Regions from separate parts of the Mus musculus genome. Here region 1 is linked to region 2. A link is a contact called in ENCODE Hi-C or POLR2A ChIA-PET data. All regions are on one chromosome and are shown on one strand. Each heading gives the region's core, a stretch centred on a gene start or an enhancer-like site at or near the end of the contact. The rest is flanking DNA. Distances are from core to core; before and after follow the strand shown.

Region 1 (4,443 bases), core at 216-2,715, 47 kb before region 2:
CCACTGAAAAAGGAAGGGCTGGAACTGGGAGAAACAGTCTAGTAATGTTCTTTGTTTATTCCTTCAGGGTCTACAGAATTTGAAAGCCAGGACACCCAGATCCGTTAGAATATAGTCAGATTATACTTACATATGCGTTTAGGTTTTCCATGCTACTTCCTTCTGGCTTGACCTTGAGGTCCGTTTTGTTGTTATTATTGTTTATTTGCTTTAATTTTTTTCCTCTCTGTTTCTTACCTTAGCTTTCTGCGCCTCTGTGATTAACTCCAAAGCTCAGAAATCTTTTAAAATACATACATGAAAAAATATTTCAATAATAGTAAAAGAAGGTAAGACAGGAGGAGAGAGCGGAGAGGGACAGGCAGAGCTGCAGAGTCTGTCACTTATTTAATGTACAGGTACTTTACTCGGTTCTGAGACAAGGACTCCATATGTAGACTGACCTGACCTTGAATTCAGAGAGATCTGCCTGCCTCGGGGACTGGGATTAAAAAATGTGCACCACCGCACCCGGCTTTCCTTGAATAGTTTAAAAGATAACACTTTAATTTAAATTAGTCTCACCTTCTCGTGGCTAGACATTGAGAAAAGATACAGAAAGTTTGATGTAAAAATAAATTCTTTAAATAAGAAGCAAATGTTCTGAACAACCTCTTCCTGGGTTTTCATATTTATTACTCTGCTTCAGAGAAATTGCCAGTCGGGAACAATCAGTTCGCAGGCCTGTTACAAAAGATCCTTTCCTAGGGAATATAAGGAACAGGGTGACAGTTAGAGGGGTAGGGGGCTGTGGGTGGGGCCGGTCCTCCCTAGGAGCGGCACTCAGGATGTTCTCTTTGTCCTCTGTCTCCAGCAAACTTTTGTTTCCTGGGGCTGGGGAAGGGGGCGTAAAGTCGTGTTTTTTGTTTTGTTTTGTTTTTTTTAACCAAACCAAGATATGAGTGTTTCTCCAAGCTGCCTCCTAACGTCTGGAGAACCCGCTGTTATGGAGTGATGAGGGAAGGAGCAGCAGACGTGGGGCCAGCTGAGAGTCGGCAGCCACAGCAACCTCAGAAGCTGCTTACGAAAGGGATGCACAGATGAGATGCACAGATGAGGGCTTACAAGAGGCATGCGGTTTCCCCTGGAATGGTCTATGCTGAGGTTGTCTACTAAGACAGTTATTTTTATAAATCTCCAGAAAGAAGAGCAGCATCAAGGACTCAAAATGGAAGTAAAGTGCTACTTCTAAATTTTATTTTAATTAATTTTCGACTTCGTATGCAAAAAGCGGTGTACATGTCTGTGTGTATATCTGAATGTTTGGGGGGGTGCATGTAGAAGCCATGGGTGATTTTAGGATCACACCTCCTCATAATTCACTGAGGCAGGGTCTCTCAATCAATCCTAGATCTTGAAGATTCAGCTAATCTCCCTAGCTAGCTAGCTAGCTAGCTGAGGATCCTTTGGTCTCTGCCTTTGAAAGCTTGAATTGTAGGCAGGCCTCTATGCCCAGCTGTCATTTCCATGGGTTCCTGGGGACTCAAACGCCAGTCATCACACTGTGCTTAATCACTGAATCATCTCCAGCTCTTCCTTTAAATTTTAGAAGTTTTCAAGTGACAATTCTGTGTGACCCACCTCCACCCCCAGACACTTTCAGCTCCACGTGGCCTCTGAAAATTTACCTCCTATGCATTTTCCCAAGAAGCAACTGGAAGACGTCCCCCACCCCCAGCCCAAGGCACAAACCAACAACAAACAATACTACAACAAAATCAATCAACCAACCAATAACAAGGAACCAAGACTTACAATCCAAGAAAAGAAGGATCTAAGCCAGATCACACAAAAAGGGGATCCCAGATGAACAAGTCTAGGCCAGAGCAGGAGGATGGGAGCTACAGGAGGGGCTATCTTAGTGACAGATGATGGAGGGCTTGGAAGCTGGGAGTAAAGACAGCAGTAGGCACCCAGTAGGTCTGCAGGGGCACTGGGGAAGAACTTGACATGTGTAGGCAGTAAAACCAGTCTTTTAACGATAATGTGTAGCTCAGGAAAAAACAGCTGAACAATTGTACAGGCAAAGAGACACCACCTCTCTCAGTTCTCTCTATAGTGGATAATGTTTAAATCATCTTCATAGTGGAAACCCAACGGCAGGGTCTGCCCCACAAGGCATGGCTATCAGAATGGAGAGGAGTGAGGAGGGCTTGTGTTAAAAAGGGCAGGTCCTTCTCACAGGGAGTCAGCAGGCAACGTTTAAAAACCAATAAGACTGCATTCAAGACATCTGAGTGAGGGCAGTGATTTGGAGGGGAAAAAAAAAACAAAAACAAAAGAGTTCAAAGAGGTTCCTCTGGGAAGTGGGGCTGGGCCTGAGAAAGACTGCTGCTGTTTGACTTTTAATCTATGTTTTTATAAAACGGATAAAAATAAAACGGAATTTAAAAATGAAAGCACTGTCTTGAATTTTTAATATAAAAATTTTTCAGTTGGGAACAGAGGTAGAGAAATAAGAAACATGATGAACTCTCTATCACCAAGAAAGTCCCAGCGTTGCACTCCTGAGAAGCCACGCCCACCCCTCCACGTGGAGGGAGCCTGGTCTCTGCCTTCAGGGGCAGTTGGCCACTGAGAACTTCCCCTCATCACTGCAGCTCTCAAACCCTCTCCTATACAAGCAGGGCCTCACTCGGGAAGAATGTGTTGAGACTTGTCCTGCTTCCAGCTGCAATGTTTTGGAATGTTTGATTCCTAAGCAATGGCGAGAGAGAAGCCAAGAATTTTAGGAAACCCACAGTGTGGGGAGGGGCGGAGGGAGCTCGGTGAGACGCACTGAGGACAAATGTCACCAACAAGAACCACTCCTTGGTTGAGGTCTAGGACACTCAGTGAGTTCACAGTGAAAGTCAACAGGAGAGAGGCTCAGAAAGAGTGACAAAAGCCTCTTCCCCTTATGGCTCGAGCCATAAAGGGGCACCATAAAGGGGCAACGTGCCTGATGTGCTTAGACGCCCTAATGAGAGGAGGAGCAGCATCACTTGATTGAAAACAAGGATCTCACTACACACGCCTTGCTACTTAACTATTGGTACCATAGAAGTTCACTTTACTGAGATGGGCATAGTAAGAAAAAATTAAATATCTCAACCTAGGCCTAGTGGTGGACATCTGTAATACTAACACTCAGGTTTACGGTTAGGGAGGCAGAGGCAGGAGAACCCCAAGGAGTTAGAGGCCAGCATGGTCTACATAGTGGGTGCCACAGAACAGAATTACTAATTCTAGAATTACCCAATGAGACCTTATCTCATAAATAAATAAATAAATAAATAAATAAATAAATAAACAAACAAACAAGCAAACAAGCAAATAAATAAATAAAGGCAATAATGGTGGTGCATCAGTCAGAACTCTGAGTTCAAGGTCAGCCTAGTCTACAGAGTGAGTTCCAGGACAGCCAGGGCTACACAATGAGATTCTGTCTTGAAAAACAACAACAAAAAGATTATGAAATGGCTTGGTGGGTAAAGGCTCTCGCTGCCAAGTCTCACAACCTGAGTTTGATCCCCCAGATGGAACTGGCAGAGGAGACGATGGATCCCTGCCTATCTACCTTCCTCTGACCGCTGCCACTCGTGCACACATACAACACATACAAATAAATAAACGCACACAGAGACACACTAAAGACATCCAATTAAAAATCTTAAAACAATGAAACAACTGGGCTTGTAGATTGCTATATACAAATCACATGAAAACAGAGGTGTAGCGTTTAGTTGCAGAAGAAAAAATCCTTATGTTTTCTGATGTGGTTTTTTTTTTTCCTAATTATATTAAAGTCAGTGCTTGGGTGTTGTATTTCTGGAAGTTGAAAATCACACTGAGGCTCTACAAGAGCACACTCTATTCTTAGGACACACACACACACACACATTGAAGGAATTGGTAAAGAACCATGAGGAATGTAGTCATACTACAGAAAAGTAGTATGTATGACTGTTAAAGATATATGTCTGGATCTCTCTGTCTCTCTTCCCCTCCCCAGGCCACGACTAACTAACTGATAAAGCCAATGGAGCATGCTGATACAGCTGGATCTGGGGAAAGGTACTGGGGGGTTCTGTGTACTGTCCTTAGGAAAGAGAAAGTTAAAGATCTTAAAAGGAATGTGATGTGATTACATGGGACCTCAGGTGAAGCCAGGAAGAAATGACTGACATCTCACAAACACATCCCAAACACCCTGAATTCCTGCCAAAAAACACCTACAGCCAGTGAGACTCTCATAACAGGCAATGTGAGAGAATAGAAAACTCCTATCAGGGGCCCCAATTCAAGGCTGAATGTCCAGTATGCATAGCACAGCTTTAGTCTAAAACAAATGAACCTTCTCGCCATCTACCAACTTCACGGTAATTAAGGAAAGGCGTCTTCAAAGGGTTGGCCAGTCTTGGG
Region 2 (4,541 bases), core at 48-2,547:
AAACTTGTGAATTTACATACAAGGGAGGCTGGAATGCTTGTGAAGGGAGCCCCATGCCTCCTCACTCAGGGATTTCAAACCCCACCACCACCATTGGCCAATGGTGCTCCAAGGAGAATGGCAGAGACCAATGTGGACTCCAGCGGAGTGCAGTAAACTTCTGCCTTCCACAGCCTCCCCCACACTGAAAGACCCCCCCCCCAAGTTGTATTTATACTTCGAAGAAGGAAGTTAACAGTGAAGCAGTAGTCACCTGGGCGTGCTCAATTTCTGACAAGCCTTAGTCACTCTGTACCCAACAGAACAATTCACATTATATTCCAAAGCCTGTGAAGACTCTGCCACACAAGCTAACACTAACATGCCAAGAGCTCCACTTACCTTCTTTATTAAGCCTCATAACCTCCCTGCTTTTGCCACCCTCTTTTCCAGCCTCTTCTAAATCTACATCTGCAGATGAAAAAGAAAAGGAAAAAAGAAAATGAGGAAAAAAGGGGGGATGCCAAAGTCAAGGGGGGAGGGAGAGTGTTTATTGACAAACAGATCGATCTAAATACTGTATCTGAAAATCTTGCAAAATTTGACAATGCAACATTTTCTCCCGAGTCTGGCTTTCCATCTACCTGGCCCAGATAGGTACCCCCAAAAAAGGAAAGGAAAAAAAAAACTATGCAAGCAGCAACAGAGTCGCCTTTTAAACAGACACCACCGTGGGGCTGCGAAAGCCCACCCCGCAGGCTGCCTGCCCCGGAGAGCCAGGCACAGACAGACAGACAGCTTTGCTGGCAGCCGGGCCTCTCTGTGCTCTGATGGTCTGTGTCTGTGTGTATTTATTTAGAGAGAGAGAGAGAAGCATGGAGGACGCCGGGGGCCACTCTCTCTCACACACACACTTTTTCCCAGTGGCTCTAGGTGAATGGAAAGGTTACAGGATAATAAAAGGAGGTACAGGCGGTGGGGTTCTTACTGTCGGAGCAGTGTAATTTGGCGGCGTCGATCCAGGAGGACCAGGGTTTGCCCAGAAACGCCTCCGGACTGGGCACTTTGCGGTGCAGTGTCGCCATTGCTGTTCCTTCTTGTTGCTTTTTCCCTGTTCCTTCGGCAGCAGCAGCCGAGAGACACGGGATTCGAGAACGCTCCGACGTCATCTTCGGAACGTTCCGACATTGAGTGTTCTGAGAGGGGGAGGAGGGCGGCGGAGGAGGCGGGAGGCGGGGCGCGCTCGGCCCTGCCCGGCCCTGCTGTGCTGCGTGCAGCCGCTGGGGGCGCCAGAGAGGCGCCGTGTGCGCGGGGCTCGGGAGAGCGCGGAGTCCGGCAGGCTGAGAGCAGAGCCTGAGTGCGCCGCCGGTTCAGCCGGGCAGGGTCGCCTCGCGCCAGGATGCTGCGCCCCGCCGCCCTGTCCAGCCAGCAACCCTGGCGCGACCCCGGGAAGAAGCACAGGTTCTTTCGTCCAGTCGCCGCTGGAGGACCGAAAGTTTTGCTCGCTGCAAGTCTCTTCCTCCCAGAGTCCCAGTCACCCACCATGCGACGTCCCAGAAGGATCCCGGAGGCTTAGTGGGAACGAAATCGGCTGTTTTGCACCCCTCCATCCTTATCCCTCAGGGTAGAGCAGGGACTCTAGAGAGTACACCTCCCAGCTACCATCCACTTCACCCTGTCTCCTCTCTCGGTGAGCCTTGGAATCCGGTCTCTTCGCAGATGCCTTCAGGAGTCAGAAGCAAAGGGGAAATGGACATAACTCCGAGAAACCGGTGAGTGGGGGCAAGGGGAGTGATCATCCCATCCTTGGTTTCATAGCAGGCAAAATTCCAAAATCATTTTGTCTCTGGCGTTCCCGGGGATCTGTGCGATGGTTGTGTGTCCCAGCTGGTAGAGCCACTGCGGAGACTTTGCTCCGCGCACACCAGAGACTGAGCGAGCTCAAGGCTCTTGGGTGATGCTAAGCCCCTCCCTCAGACCCAGCACTTGCACAGAGCAAGCAGGTTGGCCAGAGGACTTCGCATCACCGGAGAACCTGACTGCCAGGTGTGTAGACGCGTGGCGCTTTGAGATGTCTCTTCTGACCCTAGGGGCTGGTAAATGAGACCTTAACCTTCTGTTACCTCTTTAGAATTGTTTGCTTACTAGGAATTCCCTAAACTGTAAAGACACCCTTACCCCCGTAATCAATAACTTTTCTATTTGTGAAGCATCCTTCCATTCTTACCACTGCTGTCCCCGGGAGCCCTTCTGCTCCACACTGAAGCGTTGCTTAATTCTGGGCTGTATTCTGGTGGGGCTGGAATGTCCTGGCACTCAGCACCATGAACCTCAAAACCTGCATTAGGATGGGGGCGGGGAAGGAACCTCTGGAGGCTTGTTTTCAGCTGTGATGTGTGTGCGCGAGTGGGCCTGCCTCTATGGGACATGGATAATTCTCAGGTTTGGATGAATTGCTACCTAACTAAGGTGCCAGTGGGTAAGGAATTACCTTACTTTAAATACTTGTGGTTTGGGAAATATTTCTCAGACCTTGACATCTTAGATGAGCCAGGCGCTGTACCTGACATTACTTCACCCATGCATCTTTTTAAATAACATTGTTTCTCATGGACCGGTTGCCCAGGGTCAGAGAGAGAGGGAGATCCATCCTGGTCTTCACAGAGCTGCAGCTGGAGAACGATCATGCTTAGCTCTTCAGGGAAGCTAGGCATGTGTACAGTGACCCCAGACCAGTGTGGCAAGGGTATGGACTTTCACGGCAGGGCCAGTTCCTTGGCGGAAGTTGAAATGAGCTAAGAGTGTTCAGAAAAAATGTGTCACCAAGAAAACGGAATCTGCTCTGCATATTAGAAATTGGGAAGATCTTATAGTAAGCTGAGGTCTGGTCTTGCCTAGAAAAGGGGACCATGCAGAACCTTGGGTGAATGTAAGCATATGTGGGTCGATGGTGTGGCTTAGCTGTGTAACGTCTTGTGTCCTACTAGGACCATCATTGGGAGCTAGCTGGAGGCAGCTAGGAAAAAACCAACATGTTCCATTCAAACATGTCCCCAAAATTGCTTAATAGACTTCGACTTAAATGAATCCATCTATCCCATCTGCCACTCTTGCTAAATTTCTCTGAGCATCTCAATTTGTGAGGACTTTGCTACCTACACCATTCGTTTTTCTCTAAGATTTCTCAGCACCTGGAAGGCAAGTGTACCACCCACCTTGCTGGTTGGACCATGTTGTTTATTTTTCCTACCTCACTTCTGGTGATAGATTAGAAACAGGACTAACATCAGAAATCCTCCTCGCCACCTAGGAATACCAGTTGGAGGGATTTCAGCTCTTTGTTAATGGATAGCACTAGAGCCCAGCCATGAATGAGCCGGGCATGATGAACAGACTCTTTTTGATAAGTAGAACTGAAGGAACCCAGGACATTTGCATTCTGGCAGGGCAGGGCAACCTCCATGGGAATGTGTCCTCTGCTTTCCAGTCCCCTTGCTCCTGGCAGAGTCAACAGACTCCTGTCTCCTAGGATGTGCAAAAGAGTTCTGTACTCCCTGTGGCTCGGACTTAGTGGATCCTGCTCTGTTCCTAACCACTGTCACTTGCCAGGGCCACCATAGGAGCAATGGTAGCCCTTTCTTACCCCTTAGCTCACCTGGGAAGAAGTTGAAAACTGATGTACGCGTACTCACTGAAACAAAGCCAGCCCTCATTGCTTAATGTAGTTGGGGGAGGGGAGCTTGAGGGAGCGTGGGATAGTGTGAGCATGTGATTCAATGTCCCGAATCCTACTGAACCTCAGCTTTCTTGATCCGTTGAATGGTCACCCAAAGCTGCTGTTCTCTTTAAGTTAATGTATTAGGGGAAATTCAGGGTGCTGAGCCCTGCAGATAAATAAGGCCTGATACATAGTGAGTCATAAGACATGTTTGTCATGATTCTCTCTCTCTCTCTCTCTCTCTCTCTCTCTCTCTCTCTCTCTCTCCCTCCCTCCCTCCCTCCCTCCCTCCCTCTCTCTCTCCCCCTCCCTCACTTGCTCTCAGTAGTTGCATTGGTTTTGGTTTTGGTTGCTTGTTTCTGTTTTGTTTTGTTTTGTTTTGAAATGGGGTATCACACTATAGCCCAGGATGGCCTCAAACTCACTGTGACCTCACAGCAATCTTCCCGCCTCGGCCTCCCATGTCTGAGGCCTGTTTCTTTAGTCAGGATGCATGAGATGCTGGGATTAGCAGCTGGCAGTTGGAAAGAGGCCAGCTCTCTGACGTGATTGCTTCCAGAAGAAACTCTGAGACTTCTGTCCCAGACATTACTGTCTGGCAGCACCGGATAACCTTCCAGGACAGAGTAGACCCCGCAGAAACTCTTCCACCGAGGACAAAGCTGCCTTTGCTTCATAACGACAAGGTCTCTTAATAGAGAGCAAAATGGGAATCTCTATACATTGCGTTTGTCTTCAGATTTCTTGTTCCTTACAAAAGAAATTTAATATTGAATTCTGAAGATTGTTTTCCTTCTGGTAATGAAAGGATGGATCACAGAGATTCCCATTACACAGTGCCTTG

What was found. Hi-C counts contacts between places; a loop is a spot of excess contacts on that map. ChIA-PET counts read pairs that join two places held with the same protein, here RNA polymerase II (POLR2A).
Region 1: a loop to region 2 is called in a map of heart, with 2.0 times the contacts of the local background. The contact joins the enhancer-like site here to the promoter of F730043M19Rik in region 2. A Hi-C loop is called at or near these places in 2 of 37 maps with a recorded cell type or tissue (T-helper 17 cell and heart). POLR2A ChIA-PET finds 5 or more read pairs at or near these places in 1 of 5 experiments (Patski).

The regions. Positions count from the first base shown.
Region 1 is chr12:33,191,984-33,196,426 of GRCm38, reverse strand. The region is part of intron 2 of Atxn7l1 (ataxin 7-like 1); the gene reads right to left. Among named protein-coding and RNA genes, the nearest start is that of F730043M19Rik, 47 kb to the right of the region's middle. Within about 2 kb of position 1,465, at least 1 of the 3 ENCODE cell types and tissues checked has a DNase peak (open chromatin) inside an H3K27ac peak, as active enhancers do.
Region 2 is chr12:33,144,342-33,148,882 of GRCm38, reverse strand. It overlaps F730043M19Rik (RIKEN cDNA F730043M19 gene), which reads left to right and starts at 1,297. Exons shown (of 6, transcript NR_015602.3): 1 at 1,297-1,751. Atxn7l1 (ataxin 7-like 1) reads right to left here and starts at 1,912. Exons shown (of 11, transcript NM_001374022.1): 1 at 968-1,912; 2 at 382-450. The coding sequence starts at 1,148.